Linked DNA regions of Homo sapiens: all the other regions are linked to region 1. The links are chromatin loops, found by intact Hi-C in ENCODE. Cell type or tissue: PC-3. All regions are shown on one strand.

The links. Peaks named below come from ENCODE experiments on the same cell type or tissue, not always from the same donor. Only the 100,000 strongest peaks of a DNase experiment are listed, where the experiment ranks them.
Region 2: it touches region 1 in a loop (3-fold over the local background); 13 of 110 quality-filtered maps call a loop at or near these places.
Region 3: it touches region 1 in a loop (5-fold over the local background); 54 of 110 quality-filtered maps call a loop at or near these places.

The regions. Positions count from the first base shown.
Region 1 is chr1:226,823,922-226,831,921 of GRCh38, reverse strand. LOC124904530 (a long non-coding RNA gene) reads right to left here and starts at 4,222. Exons shown (of 2, transcript XR_007066909.1): 1 at 4,077-4,222. RefSeq lists enhancers at 3,540-3,834, 6,674-6,813. In PC-3, a CTCF peak has its summit at 3,666 (motif pointing right); a DNase peak (open chromatin) is centred at 3,671; H3K27ac peaks cover 865 bases.
Region 2 is chr1:227,433,628-227,441,627 of GRCh38, reverse strand. It overlaps the pseudogene BTF3P9. Among named protein-coding and RNA genes, the nearest start is that of LINC01641, 44 kb to the right of the region's middle. In PC-3, CTCF peaks have their summits at 3,540 and 3,743 (motif pointing right); DNase peaks (open chromatin) are centred at 307 and 3,767; H3K4me3 peaks cover 645 bases.
Region 3 is chr1:226,544,333-226,552,332 of GRCh38, reverse strand. It overlaps STUM (stum, mechanosensory transduction mediator homolog), which reads right to left and starts at 3,569. Exons shown (of 4, transcript NM_001003665.4): 1 at 3,227-3,569. The coding sequence starts at 3,428. RefSeq lists a silencer at 4,291-4,585. In PC-3, CTCF peaks have their summits at 1,717 and 4,473; DNase peaks (open chromatin) are centred at 1,752 and 4,422; H3K4me3 peaks cover 2,198 bases; H3K27me3 peaks cover 3,617 bases.

The DNA of each region.
Region 1 (8,000 bases):
TTCATGTTAATATAAAATACTTAAAAATATATATCCCCAAATGACTATAACTCCTATTGATGACATTTCTAAATGCGCAGTACTCTCTGGTTATTAAATTACAGTCCCTTTCTAGCCTATCTGTCCCTCCGCCTTTTGTTTTTTACTTTATTTATTTTAAAATTTTAATTGTGATAAAATACACATAAAATTTACTATCATAACCATTTTAAGTGTACAGTTTTAATAGTATTAAGGAAATTTACATTATTGTGCAGCCATCACCACCATCCATCTCTAGAACTTTTTAAAGAAAATTATTAAACATTTTTTTTTTTTGAGACAGGGTTTTGCTCTTGTTGCCCAGACTAGAATGCGATGGTGCAATCTCAGCTCACCGCAACCTCCGCCTCCCGGGTTCAAGCAATTCTCCTGCCTCAGCCTCCCAAGTAGCTGGGATTACAGGCATGCGCCACCACTCCCTGCTAATTTTTTGTATTTTTAGTAGCGACAAGGTTTCTCCATGTTGGTCAGGCTGGTCTCGAACTCCTGATCTCAGGTAATCTGCCTGCCTCAGCCTCCCAAAGTGCTGAGATTACAGGTGTGAGCCACCACGCCCAGACAAATTATTAAACTTTTTAAAGAGCAGTTTAGTGTCACAACTTTTAAAGGAACAGTTTTAGGTTCACAGAAAAATTGAGAGCAGAGTACAGAGTTCCCATGTGCCCACTATCCCCACAGGTGCACAGATCCCCTGCTTGACATCTTCCACCAGAGTGCTGCACTCGTTATGATCAGTGAACCTACACTGACACATCATTATCACTCAAAGTTCTCCAGAACCTTTCATCTTGCATAACTGAAACTCCATCCCCATTGAACAATAACTCCCATTCTCTTCCCCCCAGCCCCTGGCAGCCATCATTCTGCTGTCTGTCTCTATGATTTTCATGACTAGGTATGTCATATAAGTGGGCTCACACAGTATTTATCTTTTTGTGTCTGACCTAAATTACTTAGTGTAATGTGTTCTCAAGGTTCATCTGTGTTGTAGGATTTGTCAGAATTTCCATCCTTTTTTTTTTTCTTTTTGAGACAGAGTCTTGCTCTGTTGCCCAGACTGGAGTACAGTGACACAATCTTGGCTCACCACAGCCTCCACCTCCCAGATTCAAGCGATTATCCTGCCTCATGTCACCATGCCCGGCTAATTTTTGTATTTTGAGTAGAGACGGGCTTTCACCATGTTAGGCAGGCTGGTCTTGAACTCCTGACCTCATGATCCATTCACCTTGGCCTCCCAAAGTGTTGGGATTACAGATGTGAGTCACCGTGCCAGCAGAATTTCCATCTTTTTTTTTTTTTTGAGACAGAGTTTTGCTCTTGTCGCCCAGGCTGGAGTGCAATGGCATGATCTCGGCTCACCGTAACCTCCGCCTCCCAGATTCAAGCGATTCTCCTGCCTCAGCCTCCTGAGTAGCTGGGATTACAGGCGCCGCCACCATGCCCAGCTAAATTTTTGTATTTTTAGTAGAGACAAGGTTTCACTATGTTGGCCAGGCTGGTCTCGAACTCCTGACCTCAGGGATCCACCCACCTCAGCCTCCCAAAGTGCTGGGATTACAGGCATGAGCCACCATGCCCGGCTCAATTTCCATCCTTTTAAAGGGCAAATCATATTCCTTTGTGGGTATACACCACATTTTGGTGATCTGTTGTTCTGTTGAGGGACATTTGTGTTGCCCCCACCTTTTGGCTATTCGGAATGATGCTGCTATGAACAAAGGTGTGCAGCTATCTCTTTGAGACTGTGCTTTCAATTTTTGTAGTTACACACTCAGAAGTGGAATTGGGGCCGGGCGCAGTGGCTCACGCCTGTAATCCCAGTGCTTTGGGAGGCCGAGGCAGGCGGATCACATGAGGTCAGGAGTTTGAGACCAGCCTTGCCAACATGGTGAAACCCCGTCTCTACTAAAATACAAAAATTAGCCGGGCGTGGTGGCAGGTGCCTGTAATCCCAGCTACTCAGGAGGCTGAAGCAGGGGAATCGTTTGAACCTGGTAGGCAGAGGTTGCAGTGAGCCAAGATTGTGCCACTGCACTCCAGCCTGGGCAACAAAGCGAGACTCCGTCTCAAAAAAAAAAAAAAAAGAAAAAGAAGTGGAATTGCCGAATTGAATGGTCATTCCATTTTTAATTTTTTGAGGAACTGACATACTGCTTTCCACAGCAGCTGTACCATTCTACGTTTCCATTAACAGAGGACAAGAGTTCCAATTTCTCCATCCTCACCAACACTTATTTTCTTTCTTTCTTTAGTTTTTTAATAGTCACCATCCGCATGGGTGTGAGGTGGTATACACTTTTGCTTTTTAGCTTTTATTAAAAGCCTGGTGTCTTTCGGCCACAATCCTTTTCTTCAAAGCCTAACTGGGCACTTCAGTGTTCAGCTGTATATTTCCTTTCTCGAAATATGTACAGTAGGAGTATGTTTTCTCTCTGACTTAGGGAAAACTGAGTTGATGTCTTCAGGTGGGGGAACAATTAGCCAGCAGAGACATCTGCCCCCTCAGAGAGTGCCTGGAATGATTCAGCCAAATTTTCTGACTTGCAAGGGGTCCTTTTCTGCTATTAAGGCTCCTGAGCACCCATCCCAAAGTTGTATGTTCCCCCAGAGAACAGCTTTCCCAGATGGAATCTTGGTGCAGCTGTCGGAGGTGCTTGGGTACCCTTCCAGGTTATATGTTATGTGCATGTGAATTTAGTGATAGGAACCTTGGTCTCACTGAGAAGTAATGAAAAGGGTCTAAAGTCTGTGATGCTAGGCCAGGGGCAGTGGCTCACGCCTGTAATCTCAGCACTTTGGAAGGCCAAGGAGGGTGGATCACCTGAGGTCAAGAGTTTGAGACCAGCCTGGCCAACATGGTGAAATCCTATCTCTAATAAAAATACAAAAATTAGCCGGGCATGGTGGTGCGTGCCTGTAATCCCAGCTACTGGGGAGGCTGAGGCAGGAGAATCACTTGAACCCAGTAGGCAGAGGTTGCAGTGAGCTGAGATCACGCCATTGCACTCCAGCCTGGGCGACAGAGCAAGACCCCATCTCAGAAAATAAATAAATAAGTAAATAAGTAAAGAAATAAAAGTCGGCCAGGCGCGGTGGCTGACGCCTGTAATCTCAGCACTTTGGGAGGCCGAGGCGGGTGGATCACGAGGTCAGGAATTCAAGAGCAGCCTGGCCAAGATGGTGAAACTCCGTCTCTACAAAAAATACAAAAATTAGCTGGGCATGGTGGCAGGCGCCTGTAATTCCAGCTACTCAGGAGGCTGAGGCAGAGAATTGCTTGAACCCGGGAGGCGGAGGTTGCAGTGAGCTGAGATCGTGCCACTGCACTCCAGACTGGGTGGCAGATCAAGACTCTGTCTCAAAAATAAATAAATAAATAAATATAAAAATCTGTGGTTATAGAAGGTAATCATTATTACAACATTATACATTACAGCAATGTATCCTACAATTACGTTGAAGTTCGTAAAACACAAGTGGCACAATTTTTCCTTTTGGAGCCTCAGTCAGGGGTCTTGAGGCGGTGTCCCCAGGGGCACACCCTTTGGTTTCCGCCTCGGAGTGCTCAGCCCCAGCCCAGTGCCTCTGACCGGAGACCAGGGCCGCGAAGCAGCTTGTCTCCCGCTAGAGGGCGCTGGGCTCCTTGGTTCAGATCGTCTTCGGGACTCCAGGGAGGCCTCTGGCTCTCTTCCGGTTTGACTGGGCCTCCCGGGCTCTATTTTTAGGCCTCTGTGTTGGCCTTGGGCGTTCAGACCTGGAGACCCCGCTGAATCAGGGAATAGCGTAGTCTCTCACAGGATATGAGTGGTGACCCCTCAGGAGTCAGGGTCCCTGTGAGGGTGGGGTCACCGTTCACAGAGCACCCAAGGACCACGCAGGGGAGGTGGAGGGGGGGAAGAAGGCCTTTTTCTCACGTTTCGAGATTCGTTCTCACATTCGTTCTCAGACTTTGTTCTCACATTCTTTTTCAAAAGGAAAATAAAATTTTAAAAGAAAAATGCTAGGGACCAAAGAAAAACGTATTCATCTACCTTGACTTCTCCTATGGTACTTCCTGAAAAGTTGAAAATTGTGTGGGAGGCGCAGGAAGCCATCCCTTCTGCTTCCTCACTTGCTGGTGCGACCTCCTCGCAGCGTTTGGGCTCTGCAAGCTTTCAGCGGCACCAGTTCTGAGAGCAGGCGCCCAGGCCCCACCCTCAGCGCTTCCCACTCCATAGAGCCGGGTGTGGCCCAAGAATCTGCCTTTTTTGGCAAACACCTCTTTGGAGTCTCAGGCGGGTAATCCTCAAACCACACTTTGAGGCACTTTCCACGGGGCTCATGTCCTCTGATGCTGTTTGCTTACTTCTTACAGTTCTCACAGAAATTTTACACTCCCAGTAGGAAGCCTCCATGCAGGAATTCCACACGTTTTAGTATTTTAGACTACCGGTTCCTTCTCCTCTGTGCGAGTCCCCAGGCAGGCCCTATCCTGAGTTCTGAAACGTGGTGGTGTCTTCAGCAACCCCTCAGTTCTAACCCCTGCTTCCTCAGTTCTAACCCCTGCTCCCCATTCCCGACCCTCAGCCTCCTACTTCTGATGCTCCGGGGCTGCCCTGAGCCTGGCAGCCTTCTAAATTTCTTTCATTTATTGCACTGAGCTCTTGGAAGAAATCTTCCCTCCTGCGATAGAAGCCCTTAAGTAAGAGTCTGGCTTTCCGTCTCTTTCCCTAGTATCAGGGTCTCACTCAACTCCAACTCCAGACTCACAAACGCACACATGCTGTGTAGCTGCAACAACTGTGACTGTTCCCCAGGCATACTCCGGCAGCTAGACAACAGCTAATGTTCAGGTTTGTGCAGTGCGTCCTGCTTTGATGGTGCTGGGTAAAAGCTGAGGTCACCGGGCCTGGCGGCTCATGCCTGTAAATCCCAGCATTTTGGGAGCCCGAGGCGGGAGGATCGCTTGAGCCCAGGAGTATGAGACCAGCCTGAGCAACATAGGGAGACCCCATCTCTACAAAATAAATAAATAATGTAGCTACGCATGGTGGTGCGGGCCTGCAGATCCAGCTATTCAGGAGGCTGAGCTGGGAGAATTGCTTGAGCCCAGGAGGTTGAGGCTGCAGTGAGATGTGATTGCACCACTGCACTCCAGCCTGGGCGACAGAGGGAAACCCTGTGTCAAAAAAAAAGCTGAGGTCAACGGATTTAGGAATCAGTCATTACCCCACCCATGTCTGAGACAGCTGGGAATAGAACATATTGAGCAAAAATCCACTTTGGAGGCCGGGCGCAGTGTCTCACGCCTGTAATCCCAGCACTTTGGGAGGGTGAGGCGGGTGGATCACGAGGTCAGGAGTTCAAGACCAGCCTGGCCAAGATGGTGAAACCCTGTCTCTACTAAAAATACAAAAATTAGCCAGGCACGGTGGCGGGCGCCTGTAATCCCAGCTACTTGGGAGACTGAGGCAGGAGAATCACTTGAACCCGGGAGGCGGAAGTTGCAGTGAGCCGAGACCGCACCATTGCACTCCAGCCTCGGCGACAGAGCGAGACTCCATCTCAAAACAACAACAACAACAACCACAACAAAATCCACTTTGGAGAATTTGATGCAGAGATGACAGGTAATTGGGAGAGGGGCTCCTGGCACCTCTGAGACTGACACAGATGGTATCTTTAAGACACACAGCTGGACAAACTACTGCCTCTTCAGCGTGTATGAGAATGCCGGCAGAAGCAGACATCTAATTTCCTCCACTTCCCAGCTTTGATCACCTTCTTGCTCAATTTGCATGCTAATTACTAAGTCTCTGGTTAGCAGCCCCTAGCTATCTGCCCTAGGTCTGCTGTCAAGCTCTCACATCAATTCTGTCACCAGTTTGACTCAACTATCAGGGTCAGCCTCTTGGAAGGGCTACTCCCGAGCCTACAGTCTGAGAGGCCACCCCACCCGCCCCCATTCAAGTATCAACTCCCCAGTGCCAATGGCAGCCATCAAAGAGAGCTGTCTGTCAGCACAGAGAGGTCTGGGGTTGTAGGAAGGGGGCTCACAAGTTGGCCTGGCCCTAAAGAAGGTAGGTACCAGGGCCCAGGTTTCAGACCTTGGTCTTGCATGCCGAGAAACTCTATTTTGTCCATGGCTCTGTGGTGCGGGGACTCAAGAAGCTCACAAGAGAATGATGCATAAAGCCATCACTTAAAATGAGAAATAAGATCAGATATTTGTGTCCGCATGACCAACCAAACAGGCAGGGGCAGGGCGCCGGGGGCTTTCCTTGGTGGTCATGGGTCAGAACAAGTATGGCAAGAGGTAGATTCCAGTGGAAATGGCACGGCTCTCTGCCTGCATTCAGTCAGCCAATACTCAGCTGGAATCTTCCCCATGGCTACACCAGTTATTAATGACTGGCATCTGTTCAAATTTGTCAGTGTCTTTGCCACATCAGACCAACTGTTGTAATATCAGTTACATATTATTGCCATCACCTTTAACAATAGGTGCACATACACCTGCTGGAAGAGTTGGTTTTTAGTAGGCTGACAGCATTGTCTCTCCCCTAGACTGACTACACAATTCCTTAGGTGAAGTCCTGATTAGATAAGTAAGCAACAAGAGGAAGGGGCCCCAGGTGGGGAAGAACAATGAACAATCATTCTGAGAAACACAAATCAGAATCACAAACAATGGCCTGTTCTGGGGGCACAATGTCCTCATTCAGCACATAGCCCCCTCCAGCACGGCCCTGTAAAATTTCCCTCCAGGCCCCCACCTCTTGGCAGACAGACGCTTCTCTGCTGTGCTGCCCATTGCAACGTTGCAAGGTATTTTCATACTTCCTCTTATAATCCGCCTTTCTTTACCTACAACTGTCTTGGTAAATTCCTTTACCACCTGCGACCATGGCCCCAGCTAGTCGTACCCGTGCCATATTACACTTTAAGAGGTTCTATTCATTGGTTAGCTACCAGCACCTAGCACATAGTAGATGCTCTATGGCACAAATCAGCGTTCATGATGTTGAGCTCAACCGACTGCTAATGCCTGGATGGACTCTGCCAGTTTGCCTCCATGCTTCCCTTTTCCGAGCCTCCATGGTTGACTACTCTCAAAACTGTGACATTCTTTCCTTGCATCTGCCAGACTCAGGTGACCTTGCTGGCTCAACAATGAATATTTTACTGAGCACTTATTATATGCCAGGCTTTGGGGATATGGCAGTGGATAAAATAGTCACAGTTCCTGCCTGCTAAAGTCTCACATCTGAGGATGGAGTTAGGCATTAAACACAGGAGATGAGGAATGTGGATGGAGAAGGATCCAGGCTGTGGGAGCACGTGGGAGACGGATGGGGTAGTCTCCTGGAGGAAGTGATGTTTCAGCTGAAGTATCAGTGAGTTGGGGGAAGGGAAAGGGGACAGGGGAGGTGAGAAGATGAGTAATTCGGGCACAGCAAACAGCCTTTACAAAGACTCACATATGGGAAAGAGTAAGTTGGGTTGGCACAGCAGGAACGGAAGAGGTGGGCCAGAGATGAGATGAGGATTGGGAGCATGGTGGCCAGGGGAACGCACCTTGTAGACCTCTAACTCTGGGCAGCAAAATTGACCAGGGGCTCCTGCCACTCACACCAAAGCCAGGCTTCCCCTAGGGACAGAAATCCTTTGTCGCTAGCTTTGGCTCAAGGATTCCATGGTGGTTTGCTGAACTTTCCTTAGACTTCAGGGTCGGCAGACTACGTCTACCCTCCACTCTCACCTTCCCCTTCCTGTGGGGCCAGACTCACATCACACTGGATGGGTCTCCCAGACTCCTGCAGCTCCCTTCCACATTTCTGTCACAATTTCCCCAGAAAAAACCCTTGCATGCAGGCGTGGTGGCACACACCTGTAGTCCCAGCTACTGAGGAGGCTAAGGCAGGAGAATCACTTGAACCCAGGAGGCAGAGGTTGCAGTGAGCCGAGATTGCGCC
Region 2 (8,000 bases), 610 kb before region 1:
TCCCGAGTAGCTGGGACAACAGGCGCCCACCACCACGCCCGGCTAATTTTTTGTATTTTTAGTAGAGATGGGGTTTCACTGTGTTAGCCAGGATGGTCTCGATCTCCTGACCTCGTGATCCGCCTGCCTCGGCCTCCCAAAGTGCTGGGATTACAGGCGTGAGCCACCGCGCCCAGCCAGGATAAATATTTTAAATTTTGTTCCCCTTCAGCAATGGAATGCACTTGTCAAAGAACAGAAGACACACCCTCAGAGCTGCAGGAGTTATCATTTCAGAAGTTCTGGATGTTGCCACAGGGGCTGCCATGGTGACTGTAAAACTGGTTGAATCAGAGCAAAGATGACAGCCCTTCCTGCCTGCTCCTTGGCCAGCTCAGCTCCCTGTGACCTTGTCCTCTGGAAAGCAGCCCTCCAGCCTCCACACTTCCATGTTTTCCCCACCCTGGGTAGAAGCACTAATAGCTCATGATTCTTACTTCAGTGCATGTTCTTACTGCCCCTCTGCTTTGATGGGTAACACCAAGCAGATAGTCCAAGGTCAGCCAGCGAGGGAATGCCCTGGGTAACAGTTCTTTCTTGTGGGTCTTCCAGCGTTTGGCCTCAACTCCATAAACAGCGATGGGAAAGCCTCACACTTTCTTGATCTGCAGCCGGATTTCTGTTGAACCAGCCTGATTTCTTTCCTGCTCTCTTCAGAGGGTAGGGGGTTGTCCTAAAGCATATTCTGTTTTCCCCAAGGAAACGAGCTGGCTTCCTCTACAGCTATTTTTCTGCTCTTCATTACTTGTAAATTTCAACTCTCCAGCCTCCAGCTACGCAAATTTACAAACTATTATTAGTGGCTCTGTGGAAACTTCATATTTGAAATGTTTTCTGATAAAAGAATGGGGACATTCTTTGTTAAAAAATTATTTCAGAAATACTTAGCTCATTTCTCCCTATTCTAGCTGTTTTCCTCTTTGTTTCCCAGCTCACTGCCAGATGCAGTTTTTCACAGCTTTGCAAAACTGCTGTTTAATTTGACACAGTGTTAACAGTTATTAATCAAGGTGGTGGGAATATAGGTTTCAGTTACAGTATTATTTAGACTTTTCTGTAACTTTCATATTTATCAGAAAAGAACAACCATACGATAAATGGCTTTTTGTCCTCTTTTCACGGGGTTCTGTTGGTGGTTCTGTTGCTATCTCAGTTCCCAAGCTGTTAGCAGGACCACGCTGTTTCCTTTGTGTACAACGAGATCTCAGTGTTCCAGGGCGGTGTTTCTCCCACCTAACAGCCCAGACTTGCCAACCATTCTTGCTGGATTAGGAAATGAACTACTGATCCTAAAGATTAGAAAACAAAATAGGGAGATATAGGGTCCCCAAGGACTTCTCTATTTAACTCTACCTCGGATTACTAGCTTTGTTCCAACAACTTTGCTTCAGTTCCCGGAGAAAATAACCAGGCTCTTGAGGTGGGCTGACCCCACTAAAGCTGCTGGGGTGGTCTGGACCAAAACGCCACATCATATGACATTTGAGGGAGTTGAAGTTACAGGAGGAAGGTGTTGATTCCAGAGCTTCACGTTTTAGCTAGACTTGGTTACACCCTTGTTTGACATCTTTTAGCCAACAAACTGCATCCTTGTATGCGCTTTCAGCATCTGCATTTGGAACAGTTGTCAAGCTCGTGTGTGTATCAGAATCACCCAGAGAACTTGTTAAAATGCAAATTTGTGGAACCCACCCCCAGAGTTTCTGATTCAGTAATAATGGGATGAGGCCTGAGGCTTTGCATTTCTTTTTTCTTTTCTTTTTTTTTTTTTTTTGAGATGGAGTTTCACTCTTGTTGCCCAGGCTGGAGTGTAGTGGCACGATTTCGGCTCACTGCAACCCCTGCCTTCCAGGTTCAAGCAATTCTCCTCCCTCAGCTCCCAAGTAGCTGGGATTACAAGCTGTGCCAGCACGCCCAGCTAATTTTTGTATTTTTAGTAGAGACAGGGTTTCACCATGTTGGTCAGGCTGGTCTCGAACTCCTGACCTTAGGTGATGCATGCACCTTGGCCTCCCAAAGTGCTGGGATTACAGGTGTGAGCCACCGCACCTGGCTCAGGCTTTGCATGTCTAACAAGCTCCCAGGGGACGCTGATGCTGCTGATTGGGAACAACAGTTTAAGAACCACTGATTTAGGAGACAGGACTGGTGGTTGTATCTTACCTGTGGGCTGGGGTGAAAATAAAGGTCAAGAGGGGAACAGATGTGGTGTTTTGTACAGTTCTGTGAGTTGTTTTTTTTTTTGTTAGTTTGTTTTTCGAAGAGAAGTTTGCTGTCTGTCACCCAGGCTGGAGTGCAGTGGCTTGATCATAACTCACTGCAGCCTAGAATTCCTGGGCTCAAGGGATCCTCCTGCCTCAGCTGCCTCAGTAGCGACTGGTCTCAAACCCTTGGGCTCAAGCAATCCTCCCACCTCAGCCTCCCAAAGTGCTGAAAGTACAGGCACCAGCCACTGTGCCTGGCCCAGTTTTGTGTTTTTACATATGCTTATAACTTAGCAGTACACGATTTCCATTACTCCGTGCTCCAGTAGTTGTGGGAAAGAGAGGCACTGTTTGGGAAGGGGCACATCAGTGTGTATCCCAACCCAGAAGCTATATTCTCTGCTCTTATAGTGACCCTGTCCACGCCCTGGTTGGAAATCAACTTGAAATTTGCATCTCTAGATTTTTTTTAAGTGTACTAATACGTGTCTCAAAATTTCACAGCACAACTGGTGTTCGAAGCCATGTTTTGGGGTGTCCTAATTCTGCCTACCCATCTCACTCTCTGTTCCCATGGCAGCTGTGCCCTACCAACTGATTGAGTGTCTGGTTGTCACCTGTCCATGTCACCCTCCCAGCCCATACGGGACCACTCTGTGGGGGCTCTGCAGCAAGCCTCGATGCACTGTGGACCAGCTGGCTGTGTCCCAGGAGTTCTTGGGGACCTGGCTGTCTCCTGATGTGATTTAAAGTTTGAGTTATTGGTGACATTAATGCAACTGCTCAGGAAGTAGAAAATCCCCAATATATATGTCCTGTGCCCTTTTAGAGAAAAGGAAGAGCTTAGGGGTGGGGAGGAGAATTCTTTGTTTTCATTGCCTACTACATTTCCCTAAATGATCCCCACTTCTAACATTTAGCCCTGGGAGGAAAATTCCCAAATAAGTTGTAATAGGAATCTGAAATCTTAGCCAGCAGGAGCAGAGGGAAAAATGTTGGTAATCCGCTATCTTTTTTATCACGTAACAGTCAAACTTTATTTTTGCTATGAGACTTTATTTTTAGGGTGGTGAATAGTCTCTGTAGAGGGTGATGGCTTCATTTTTATCCTCTCTGTAAGACGGTAATGCATTCTGCACAAACTATACTGCGTTAATATTTCTGCCATTAGTAACTTCTCATATATGAGAAAGTTAAACAATATCTATCTTAAAATAATGTTTTGTCTTATGTTGTACACTTTGAGAGTGTTTTAGAAAAATCCCTCTGTCCTCCCTAATGTTACATAATTTTTTTCTGCGTAAATTAGACTTTATTACTTTTTCCCTGCCAGAAATCTTAATCTGGGGGCATTTTTTATGAATGATGGAGAAAATTTGGTGCCTTATCTGGAGAGATAGAGAGATATAACTATTGGCCATAGGAAAAAAAATTTAACGGTAGTCAGTGTTCCTTGGAGTAGGTTTCATTTGTGTTTTAATACACTTCGCCATTAGATGGTAGCACAGTAATAGACATAACGATTTAGGGGTAGAGGCACGGTCTCGTCCCCCATTTTAAATAAGATCAGAAAGGTCTAAGTTGGTTTAATAGAACCATCAGATGGTCTTCGTCAACCCCAACACCGTAGATTTGGGTCTAGGACCTTAGTCCTAAGACTGTGGCAAGTCAGATTGGGGGTGAATGTTATAAACAGGAGCATTGGTTTCAGGTTGCCCTGTTACCTCCAGATCTGGGATAATTATCATTTAAGCCTAAGAATGCTTGGATGGGTTGGGGGTGTTGTTCTGAGACTCCTTAGCACAGCTTTTGGCCTCTCTTTTTCTCCCCTCCCCCCTCCCCTCCCCTCCTCTTTCTCTTTCTTTCTTTCTCTTTTTCTTTCTTTCTTTCTTTCTTTCTTTCTTTCTTTCTTTCTCTCTCTCTTTCTTTCTTTCTTTCCTTTCTTTTCTTTCTTTTCTTTCTTCTCTTTCTTTCTTCCTTTCTTTTCTTTCTTTTCTTTCTTTTCTTTCTTCTCTTTCTTTCTTCCTTTCTTTTCTTTCTTTTCTTTCTCCTCCTTCTCTCGCTCTCTGTTTCCTTCTTTCAACAGAGTCTTGCTCTGTCACTCAGGCTGGAGTGCAGTGGTGTGATCACAGCTTACTGCAGCCTCAAACTCCTGGGCTCAAGCGATCCTCCCACCTCAGCCTTGGAGTAGCTGGGACAATGGGCACACATCCTCACACCTGGCTAAGTTTTCGAAATTTGGATGTCGAAATATATAATTTATTATTACCTCATGACAGAGCTATTGTTTATCCAACATTCAAATTAAATACATTTCTTTGAATTAGTATTGAATTTTCTCTTCCTTGTGTCTATACTTTCCTAAATTGATGTTTAAAAAACACACAAGGGCAGTGTTTGGCAACTTCTCTCCCACATCATTTGTGACCTGGGAAAGGGAAAAATGGCTCTTCTCCAGTCTGTTGGTTTCAAGGGTCAGCTGCCCTTTGACATCAATGTCTTCCTGTCTTCTGCAGTGTCATAAGGTATCATTAACAGGAATTCCGTGTCCCAAGGGGACAAAAGAAAACCAGGTCAAGGGAACTTGCATGGAAGCTTAAACGTTTTTAAGAATGGCAAATTTGGCTCCATTTTTAACATAATTGAAAGACTCTCTAACAGTATTAGAAAGCTAATGGGGCTATACATGGCTGATAGAAATAGAAAAGAATCCAATTCGACCTAGTTTCCATAAAGATAATGAGTCCAAGAAGAAAACAAATCTGGAGAAATAAAGAAAACAGAGCGGATTTGATTTACAAACATTTTCCTGTTTTTGGAGTTAAGGTGATGGAGTCTCAGTGGGGCTCCACGGGTCCTAGACTTGCCAGGGCAGTTCATTCCACCTCTGTGGGAGCCTGCATCCGTGCCCCCAGCACAGTTAATGCTCCTTTAGGAACTTGGCACTGCCAATCCCTCATTCATTGGGCCATTGCTACAGGGTGTTTCACTGTTAACTCACAGCCTTCTCCCTCTTCCCCTACCCTCTCCGGGGACCATCATAACTGTCACAGTCAGAAACCAGCCCTCCACATCCCGAGTCTGGGGCTCTCACCAATCCTCCTAGTCTGGGTACATCCCCACTACTGCAGGGAGAGTTGCCAGCCAGATGAGCAAGGACCTAGACTGCCTATTGGGGGCAGCCCTGCCTCAGTGGGCCACTCTCTAGCCACCCAGCCAGTGTCCCCATTCTGAGGAACACAGACCCACTCATCTCCTTCACCTGTTAGAAAATTACTTTTACTGGCCGGTCACGGTGGCTCACGCCTATAATCCCAGCACTTTGGGAGGCCAAGGTGGGTGGATCTCCTGAGGTCAGGAGTTCGCGACCAGCCTGGCCAATATAGTGAAACCCCGTCTCTACTAAAAATAGAAAAATTAGCTGGGCGTGGTGGCGGGCACCTGTAATCCCAGCTACTTGGGAGGCTGAGGCAGGAGAATTGTTTGAACCTGGGATGCAGAGGTTGCAGTGAGCCAAGACTGTGCCACTGCACTCCAGCCTGGGCAACAAGAGCAAACTCCGTCTCAAAAAAAAAATAAAGAAAGAAAATTACTTTTCCTGAGGCCAGGTGCAGTGGCTCATACCTATAATCCCAGCAGTTCAGGAGGCTGAAGCAGGCGGATCACCTGAGGTCAGAAGTTTGAGACCAGCCTGGCCAAAATGGTGAAACCCCATCTCTACTAAAAATATATTTTAAAAAAGAAAATTACTTTTCCTAGAAAACAGGTGCTTCCTCCAGGCCCTAGGAAGTCTGTTGTCTTTTCCTTCAGCATACTTTTGCTGACTACCCGTGGGGAAATTCCTAGGTGAAACGAAGCCTCCACCCATCCACCCTCTTTCTATCGTGGCTCTGACTGGGAACCTTATCTTCCAGCCATGCCATATGAAGGATCTGGATATAGAAATATATAGCAGTATGATTTACTACATTTATAACTGCATGCAGTGCTATGCTGGTAAATGTTAGTAACCAGAGTTGGCTGGGGAAGGGAGAGGAGAAAACTCTAACTTGTAGCATTTGCTTATTTCGATGTGTAAATACTCTGGGATCTGTATTTGGGGAACTCCTGTGAAAGCAGCCTTGGCAGAGGAGGTAGGTGATGGAGAAAACAGAGCTGCATTTAGGAAAGAATTACACTTCCACAGAGAGCTGGGACCAACAGATGGAAGCCTCATGGCAGAGAGAGCAGGCTGGGAGACATTCTAAATTCAATCCAAGCCTGGGGAGCTGAGATGGACGGGACAATTGTAACAGGGAGAGCCTGGTAAGAACTGTGTCTCCTGAGCTCTGCTCTTTCCTACAGGATGGGCATGTGAAGTGCTGGAAAGCCTCTTCTTTAAATGAATATTAAAGTGTTAATATTCTGGATTCTTGGCCCAGACATTGAATTTCTTTTCTTTTCCTTTTTTTTTTTTTTTGACAGGTTCTTGCTCTGTCACCTCCATTGGCATGCAGTGGTGCAATCATGGGTCATTTGCAGCCTCGACCTCCTGGGCTTAAGTGATTCTCCCACCTCAGCCTCCCAAGTAGCTGGGACTACAGGTGCTCACCACCATGCCCAGTTAATATTTTGTATTTTTAGTAGAGATGGGGTTTTGCCATGTTGCCCAGGCTGGTCTCAAGCTCCTGGGCTCAAGTGATCCTCCCACCTCAGCCTCCCAAAGTGCTGAGATTGCAGGCATAAGCTACCACACCTAGCCCCTAATCTAGCCTTCCTTCCTTTCTTTTTTTTTTCCTCTAGGCAAAGAACTTTATTAACCTTTGTTTCAAACTTTATTCCCAGGCTTCTTCGGCCTAATTAACTGTAAAGAATGAACTGTGTGTAAGCACAAACTGAAAAGAGCTGCAGTGTCCAAGGGGCTTGGGCTTAAAAATATTAGAGATCTAGATTTTATCAGATTCATAAACAAAAAATTCTTGAAAAGCAGTCATAATATAAAATGGCAGCTCCCAGTAACTTCTTCAAGTTTTATCTTCAGAAGTTGACTCAATTCAGTTTGCCTCATTCTTGGAAGCCTCATCAAAATTCTCCATGATACCTGGAACTTCATCATCGTCATCATCCTCTCCAGTAGCAAGTGGTGCTTTTCCATCCACAGATTGTTTGGGCAGAGCTTCAGCCAGTCTCCTTAAACTAGTCAGACTGACTGCAGCAAGCTGGTTTAAGACGCTGCGTAGCATTTCTGTCAGCTGCTTTGTCTCACCATGGCCTGTAATGGTGAAAGTGTTCACTGCCAGAAATGCCTGAACTTCAGGGTTGTTAAAGTGGATCATTGTTCTTTGGAGTTTTTCCTGGTTCATGATTGTTTCTTTCATCTTCTCAGAGTGGATAAGGGGCCACGCGGGGGACTAGGCTTGGTGCTCAGGGGCTCTTGGGTGGACCAGCTGAGACTAGGCGCACACACGTGGTGATGCAAGATGGCAGCTAAAGCCTTTCTTTTTCTCTCTCTCTCTGTCTCTCTCTCTCTCTCTCTCTCTCTCTGTCTCTCTCTCTCTCTCTCCTCTCTCTCTTTCTCCCTCTCTCCTCTCTCTCTTTCCCCACTCCCCTCCCATCCTCTCCCCTCCCCTTCACTTCCCTTTCCTTTTTCTCGCTCTGTTACCCAGGCTGGAGTGCACTGGCATGATCATAGCTCACTGCAACCTTGAACTCCTGGGCTCAAGCAATCCTCCCACCTCAGCTGGGACTACAGGCATGCACCACCATGCCCTGCTGTTT
Region 3 (8,000 bases), 280 kb after region 1:
TTACTAATGTCCACTTGTAAAAATTGTTTTTCATTGTTTCAGTGAGGAGTTGGAGTGATCATAAATCACTTCTCCTTTCCAGCCACTCCCTAGGAGACAGCACATCCCACTCATGATATGAGTGTTATCCCGAGAGCACTGTTGCTTGGGTGGAGAAGGCACTGGGGAATTTTAAGGATGGGGCTTCTCCACAGCTGGTCCTGCAGACTGGATGGACCTGAGACACCTACATCAAAGGGAAAAAATAAAAATAAAAAACGAGCCTTCATTCAGCAAAAACTGCCCTCTCATCCAATCTGCAATCCAGGAGAGGACTTGCAGGGAAGGAAGTTTCCAGAAAAAAAGAAAAGATCTTTGGGCCAGTGGTCTGGGCAGTTTCCAGAATGGGAGTTTAGTGAGGATGGCAAGTGCTGAGGACACGTGATAGATTTTCTCAGCAAGTTCTAACCTAACACTACTCCCTCAGGGAGGCTTTCTCTGAGCCCCCTTCCTTCGCCCCCAGGAAGAATTTCTGCTACAACACTCTGTTCCTGCTGCCATCCTAGCACTTATCAAATTCAGACAAAGTTGGCCTCAATTTTCCTCAGCAGTCTATGACATCCTGACTGATTTATTCATCATCACAACCCCAGTCAATGCCTGGCATGTGGTAGGTGCCTGTGTTGGTCAAATGAATGAGTGAATTGAAAGAAGCTGCATTTCATCAAAGAGCAGAATCAGCCATGAATATTCAGTTGTCCCGGGAGCTTCAGATAAGCCAGGAGGCCTTGGAGAAGTGGATCTGGGCCAAGTGGCAGATTTCCAAGAGCTGGGGCCATTTAAACCACTCCTGGGGAAGGGGGGCAATAAAACCACCTGCAAGATTGGTCTGAGCTGCTTTGTTGCCTGGGACTCCACTGCAGGTGGAGAGGGGAGCAGAGGGATCAAAAGCACTCAAAGAGCCTTTGCTTCTGAGTGGTCCAGAGGGCAGTGCTGCCCTGGCTGCAGCGACCCCCACCCAGAGATGGGACCAGTGCTCAGCTCTGCAGAAGAGCAAGATGGACCCACCATCCCCAGAGAGCTTCCTATGCACCAGACGCTGGGCTTTATGTAATCACGTTTCATCCTCTCAGCAACGCCAAGAGACAGGTGTGCCTGACTTACAGATGAGAACCACCACCAAGGATCAGGAATCCCTCATTCCGTGTGGAGAGGAGCAGGAGCCTGTGCACCCAGTAAACTGTACAATAGCAACCAAAGCAAAATTAAAAAAAAAAAAGCCAGGATTATGTCACTGAAAATTCAGAAATCTGTGCACCTACAGCTCACCTGTTTTATTACTTTTGTGGTTTGCATATCTTCCCTTTATTTTCTCCTGGTTTCTTATAATGGTTTGTTTTGTTTGTTTGTTTATTTGTTTGTTTCACAAAAATCCCATAGGATTCTGATCTCACAAAGGGAAAAGCTGGATCCCCAGGGCAAGGAGCCAGGGGTCAGCGGAATGGACGGTGCCCTGCAGCCGATGCTGTCAATGCAGCAGGGCTAAGGCTGGGAAAGGCACCTAGTGAAGGGAGACCAGGGAGGGTACACACAGGTACATGCGTGGGCAGCTGCTGTCTCCTGGGGCTGGTCTCCCACAAGGTGGTTTCCTCGTGCAGCAGTGACTTGGTGCAGCCCCTCTCACCTGGCACCAATGCATTTGTTTCCTCAAAAGACCATAGGGTGGCGTTTACCTCACCACTTAAAAAAAAAAAAAAAGGTGGATCAAGATGCATGCTGGCTCAGGAGGATCTTCATATCCGCCAGAGGGAGGGGCAGGCAGTCTCTTTTTACTCCAGCAGGTGAGAATTTCTGATAAAACTAGATTAACACCAGCTGGCCTCCTTGCAGTGTCTAAATGTGCAAAGAGAGCTGATCTGATGACACCAGCCAGGGGGACAGGCTGCTGGAGGCACCCCAGAAGAGAGAAGCCCAACTAAAGGCCACCTAACTTACTGCTCAGATAGGCTGCTCTGGCCGCAGCAGCCCCTTAGGGTAGAAAGACAAGTAAGCTCGGAGGGGAAAGTGAACGGGTCCTGCGTGGGTGGCTGTGGCCTTGGCTGTCACCGCAGCAGAGGCCCCTGCTAAGCAGGCGAAGAGCGAGGAGACCGTGAGAAAGGCCAAAGTCAAACTGAAAACCCCTTCCAGCTGGCCTCTGCTCTTGGGAACTTGGAACCATACGTTGGCAACAGGCTCGCCGACAGGGGCACGCTTTCTCCCGGAGAGGGCACTGGGGCGCCTGGTTCTTCGGGCGGGCACGGGAGAGGGGGGCACCTCCCAGCACGCAGGAGCAGCCAGTGCCAAGCTGGAGGAGGGGAGGGGCGTGCAGGCAGAGACCTGGGGGTGGAGTTAAGGGAGGGAGGGTCAGGAAAACTTCTCATTCCCTGCCTCCATTCACCCTCCTGCACCATCTCTGTAAGGGGCCTCTGCTTTAAAACGTGGGACATAGATGCCACCAGAACCCCTGCCGGCTGCCGGAGTCCTGCACAGAATTACATCGGCGCACTCTCTACTTCTCAGGAACAGAAGGGATCCGAGGGAGCTATGGGTTCATCTCTGGCCACATGCATCCAAACTAATAAAATCATCCCCCATCCCCCTGGCGCCCTGCGGGGTGCTGGCGGAAGTGCAGGTACCCCTGAATGAGGCGGAGGAGACTCTGGCTAGAGTTCTCGTCCCCACGCGGTCCGCACTCCGCGAACCAAAGGGGGCTGCAGGTATATCTAGCCCGGCTCGTCCTCTTTCCCCGGCTCAGCTGACTTCGACGCCCGGGAGTTTGATCCTCGCCGCCGAGGCCCTAGAGCTCATTCTGATCCGACCCCATTCCTCTCGGGGAAGTGGGCTCGCGGACGGATGCACACGACGGAGAGAAGGAGCAGAAATCGGGGCGCCGGGACGGGAGCCCTACTCCGAAGCCGGCAGAGCCATTCCGGCCGCCGCTGCGGGCTCCAACATTGGCCGCAAAGTTTCCGGCTCTTTGGGGCCCCGCCTGCGGGTCGGAGACCCCAGCGCAGCCTCTCCCCTCTGGGGTGCACACTCCACGCGCTTCTGCCACCTGCCCGGGGACGCCAGGAGCGGGCGGTGGCGCGTGGTCGCAGCACTTGGAGCGCGCGGCCCCGCCAGGAGGTCTCCGGCCGCGCCCTTCTCTCCCCCCACGCCCTCCCGCGGCGGGGTGGGGGTCGCAAGGGTCGCGGCAGCCGTGTCTTACCCAGTCCCGGCACGAAAGTGTTGAGGAAGAGGCAGATGACGGCCACGGGGAAGGGCATGTAGGGGATGGCGGCGCGCAGGGGGCCCTTCTTCTCGCGGACCTGCACCACCACCCCGCTGGACGAGGACGCCCCCCGGGGGTCCGCCGCCGCCACCGCCGCCGCCGCCGCCGCCGTCTCGGCGTCTTTGTGCGAGGGCTCCATGGCCGGGCGCGCTCTCAGGCAGCCGGGCAGCACGGCCGGAGCTGGCGCCCAGCGTACGGGAGCAGGAGACTGTCGGCTGCGGGCTCCGGGCTCCGCGCCGAGCTCAGGCGGCCGCCGTGCTCCGTGCGCCGCGCGGCTCGCGGAGACTCCCGCCCTCCGGCGTCCCCACACGCCCGGCGGAGGGGCGGGGAGGGCGGCGCGACACCCGGTGACAGCGCTCTGACGCCCCTCCTCGCCAGGCCCCTTCCCCGCCCCCTCCCCCCAACCAAAACCACCGCTCACAAGGAATGGAAAATCAGGGCGGAGGGAAAGCAGTGGAAGAGGACCGCAAAGGGAGCTGTTTGCCCAGGTGCTGGAAGGGGTGGACACACCTCGCCCTCCCAGACAGGTGAACTAGGAACCTTGACCACGAAGCCCTGCGAACTGGGAGTGTGTGCTTGGCTGACACCGTCGGGAAAGCCTCGAGGCTGAGTCCCCTGATCTAGAGCAAGCCTTTGGCCAGGGACATGGGGACAAGGGACGGACCGCGCGGCGCCTGACACCTAGTCGGCCTTCAGTGCATTGTGATTTAAATGATTTTGTTTGGGGCGAGCGCAGTGGCTCCCGTCTGTATTCCCCACTTTGGGAGGCCAAGGTGGGAGAATTACTTGTGCCCAGGAGTTCGAAACCAGCCTGGGCAACGTAGCGAGACCCCCCCCCCCCCGCCCCAGCTCTATTTTGTAAAAAAAAAAAAAAAAAAAAAAAATCACTTAAAAAATATATAGGAGTGAATTTGTTTCAAGTGTCAGAGAAAAAGCAATCCAGAGATCGGATCGATAATAGAGGAAACAGATTTGCAAACACCAGGCCAGGTCTCCGCAAGACTAGTTAAAAGATGGGACACTTCCCTACACACACGCACCAAAAGCAGAAAGAAATGCGCCTGTTGCAGGCTTGTTGGGAAGCGTTCACCATCCCCTGAACTATACTGGAGGAAACCTGAGCCTTCTGTGAGCCCGACGTGGTGGTTAAAGAGCCAGTGAGGACACAGCGCCGTCTGGCGTTAATAATGGGGCAGTTGGTAGAAGCAACAGCCGGCAGCTTGAGGTCCTGTTTGAATTCGATTTTCTGAATAAGGCTGCTTCGCCTCCGCACCTGGAAAAAGTAAACGGATGAAAGTTACCGCCTCTAACGTTAGGGAGGGGTTAAAGGCTTCGGAATTATCCAGACAGTCAGCAAATCGTCTGAATAATTGGAAGGGTGCAATAGCCTCCCTTCAGGAATAATAGTGATTATTATTATAAACAACCCAGGGTCTCAGAAGAGGCTAAAAGAACATGGGTTATTGTATACTTATACTTATTGTATAAGTCTCTGAATAAAATAATTTTAAAAGCAAATGGCCAGGGGTTAGTGATGATACTGGTGGACACACACATGCGTGTGTACACATACACAGATACACACACACACGAGTCATTAGCTTAGGTTTGGCAGTCAGAAGAACAGGGTTAAAAATTTTAGTCTTTGTTCAGCCACTAAAACCTGTATGGCTTAGAAGAACTCGCTTAGCCTTTTCTGGCCTGGAGTTACTGTGTTGGTTAAAATCATAGCAAGCTTCCATTTAATACACAATTATTGAAGGCCTACTAAGACTTAGATTCCAGGGAGAGAGAAATGAGTAAAATCCAGCCTCTGCCTTCAAGAATCTAAGAAATGAGCTGAGAGATACTGACAACTACAAAGATAGACTTACAGAAACAGTGAGGAATGTTGCAGCTGTGATGTGCTGGAGGTGCTGCGACAACATGGACCTATCTGTGAAGCCAGCTAGCGTGGGGGAGGCCTCGGGGAGGTGTCCCAAAGAAGGCGATACTCAAAGGGACTTGAGCAATGACTACAGTTAACTATTTGCAGATTTGTTTTATTTTCAACAAACACTTATTTACCCAAGCACTCTCTGCCAGGCATCATTCTAAAAACCCTTTACACATTTTAACTCTTTTAATCCTTACCATAACTCTACAAAGTAAGGATTATTTATTACCCCATTTTACAGATGGGGCAATTGAAGCACAGAGAAGTTAAACAGGCTGCACAAAGTCCCCCACTAATCAGTGGTAGAGCTGGCAGCTGAATGCAGGCAATCTGGCTCCAGAATCAATTCTATATAACCAGTATTTTATTCAGAGACCTAGAAAATAACCCACATTCTGTGAATATTCTTTTGCAGAGCACTTGAACTGTCTTAGGGCCAGTCAATCATTCCTCCTGGAGAAAAAGGATTTCAGGGACGTCAGTGGATTTGCATCCCCCAGTTTTCCAGATGATTTGCTGAATATCTTGGATGTCAGAAAGACATCCAGGCAGAGCAACAAAATATACAAAGGCATGGGAGCCCAGGGAAGTAGGGATGATTCCAGGAATTGCAGTGTGGCTGGCACTAGGGCTTGTGTGGGCAGAGACAGGAGATGGATCTGGTGGGGTGGACAGGCATCTAGTACTGAATGGCAAAGGAATTTGGACTTCATCTCGGTGGTGGTGATGCAGAATCACTGGAACATTTTAAGCAGGGGTGTGGCATAAGTGTTCCAGTTACTATCACTGTGTCACAAATTACCCCCAAATTTAGCAGCTTAACACAACCATTTTTTTCTGATCACAAATTCTGTGGTCAGGAGCTTGGACAGAGCACACCAAGATAATTCTTCTTTGCTCCTTGTATCTGGAGCCTCAGCTCGGGAGACTGAAATGGCTGATAGCTGGAACAGCTGGGGCTAGAGGATCCACTTCTGAGAAGATTCTCAGGAATCTCAGCCTGCCTGGACTGGGGTAACTTGAAAGCTGGGTCAACTAGGATGGGTCAGCAAAGCGCCTACACATGGCCTCCCCACGTGACTTGGACTTTTCACACTATGACAGCTGGCTTCTGAGAGGGAATTTCCTGAGAGGAGGCCCCCAGAGAATGAACATTGCAGGACCAGTGGAAGCTGTGTGGACTTGGACTTTTCTGCCCTAACTTTGGAAGTCACACAGTGTCACTTCTGCAGGGCTTTACTGGTCGATGCAGTCACAAGCCTGCCCAGATTTCATGGGGGACACCCCGCCTCTCTATGGAGGGGTGTCAAAGACTTGGGCCTAGGCTTTAAAACCACCACCATTATGAGATATATTTGTTCACAGTGTGGAAGATGGGCTGGAGGGGATAAAATCAGGTCACATGCTTATATAGAGGCTGAGGGGGAGGAGGACTCTTCCTGACTGAAAAGGACTGAGAATGGGGTAGGGACAGTTCCCAAATGAAAACTGGGTATTAATAGCAGACAAGGAGGAAATGAGTTTGAAGGGTCTGAACACATCCGAGAGGTAGCGGGGACTCATTGATAAATGGCCAGCATAGATAATTGTCTTGATAAAAGTTGGATATTGAGTCAAATCGAGAATCAAGGAAGCAATTGGGGCTGCAGATTTGGGAGCCATCAGCATACAAATGGTAGTTAGAGCCCTGTATGCAGATGTGGAATTTAAAAAGTCACAGAGGCTGGGCGCAGTGGCTCATGCCCGTAATCCCAACACTGGGACGCTGAGGCAAGAGGATCACTTGAGCCCAGGAGTTCAAGACCAGCCTGGGCAACATGGCAAAACTCCATCTGTACGAAAAATACAAAAATTAGCTGGGCGTGGTGGTGCACACTTCTAGTCCCAGCTACTCAGGAGGCTGAGGTGGGAGGATCACCTGAGCATGGGGAGGTCGAGGCTGCAGTGAGCCGTGTCGCACCACTGCACTTCAGCCTAGGCAACAGAGTGAGACTCTGTCTCAAAAAAAAAAAAAAAGTTACAGAATTTCTGTAATTAAGCAGAAAGGAAAAAGGAGGGAAACGAGGTTTACATGGAGAAACACTACTAACAGTGTTTCATGGAAGCCAAAACAGGAAGATTTTAAGGAGGATGCAGTCAGCAGTGTCAAATTCACTGAAGGGTAAGGTAAAACCCCAAAAGTGCCCTTAGATTTGGCAGTTGGGAGATTTAACTCTCTGAGATCCTAGCTAAAATGTCTCACATGCTATGTATCCCTTTTCTAGGAACGTGTCCATTTCGTGGAAGTTATGGAATTTGTTGGCATAAAACTTTTTCTACTTTCCTCTTATCTTTTTAATGTCTGTCAAAGCTGTAATGATGTCTCCTCTTTCATTTCTTATATTGTTCATCTGTACATTCCTTTTTTCCTTACCGCTCTTGCAAGAGGTTTATACAGCATCTACTTGACATTGTGATTGCAGCTGATGTTTGTAGGAGAGTTTAAGATCTAAGGTATTTCAGGGAGGAAGAGGCTTCCGAATAAAAGTTAAAACCTTAAATGATCATCTCAAAAAATCAGACACAAACGCAACAGGGGAAACAGACCAAACAGTTCATTACATCAGCCAAATAATACATCTGGGCCAAGCACTGGGTCATGAAGATAAAAATATATTTCTTGGCCTTGTTCTGTCATCAGATGAATAAAGTACATCAAGTTTTGGACATTTTTTAGCTAAAATAAAAATTTGCTGAAGTCAGCTTCCAAACTGCATGAGGAATTCCTATTCCAAC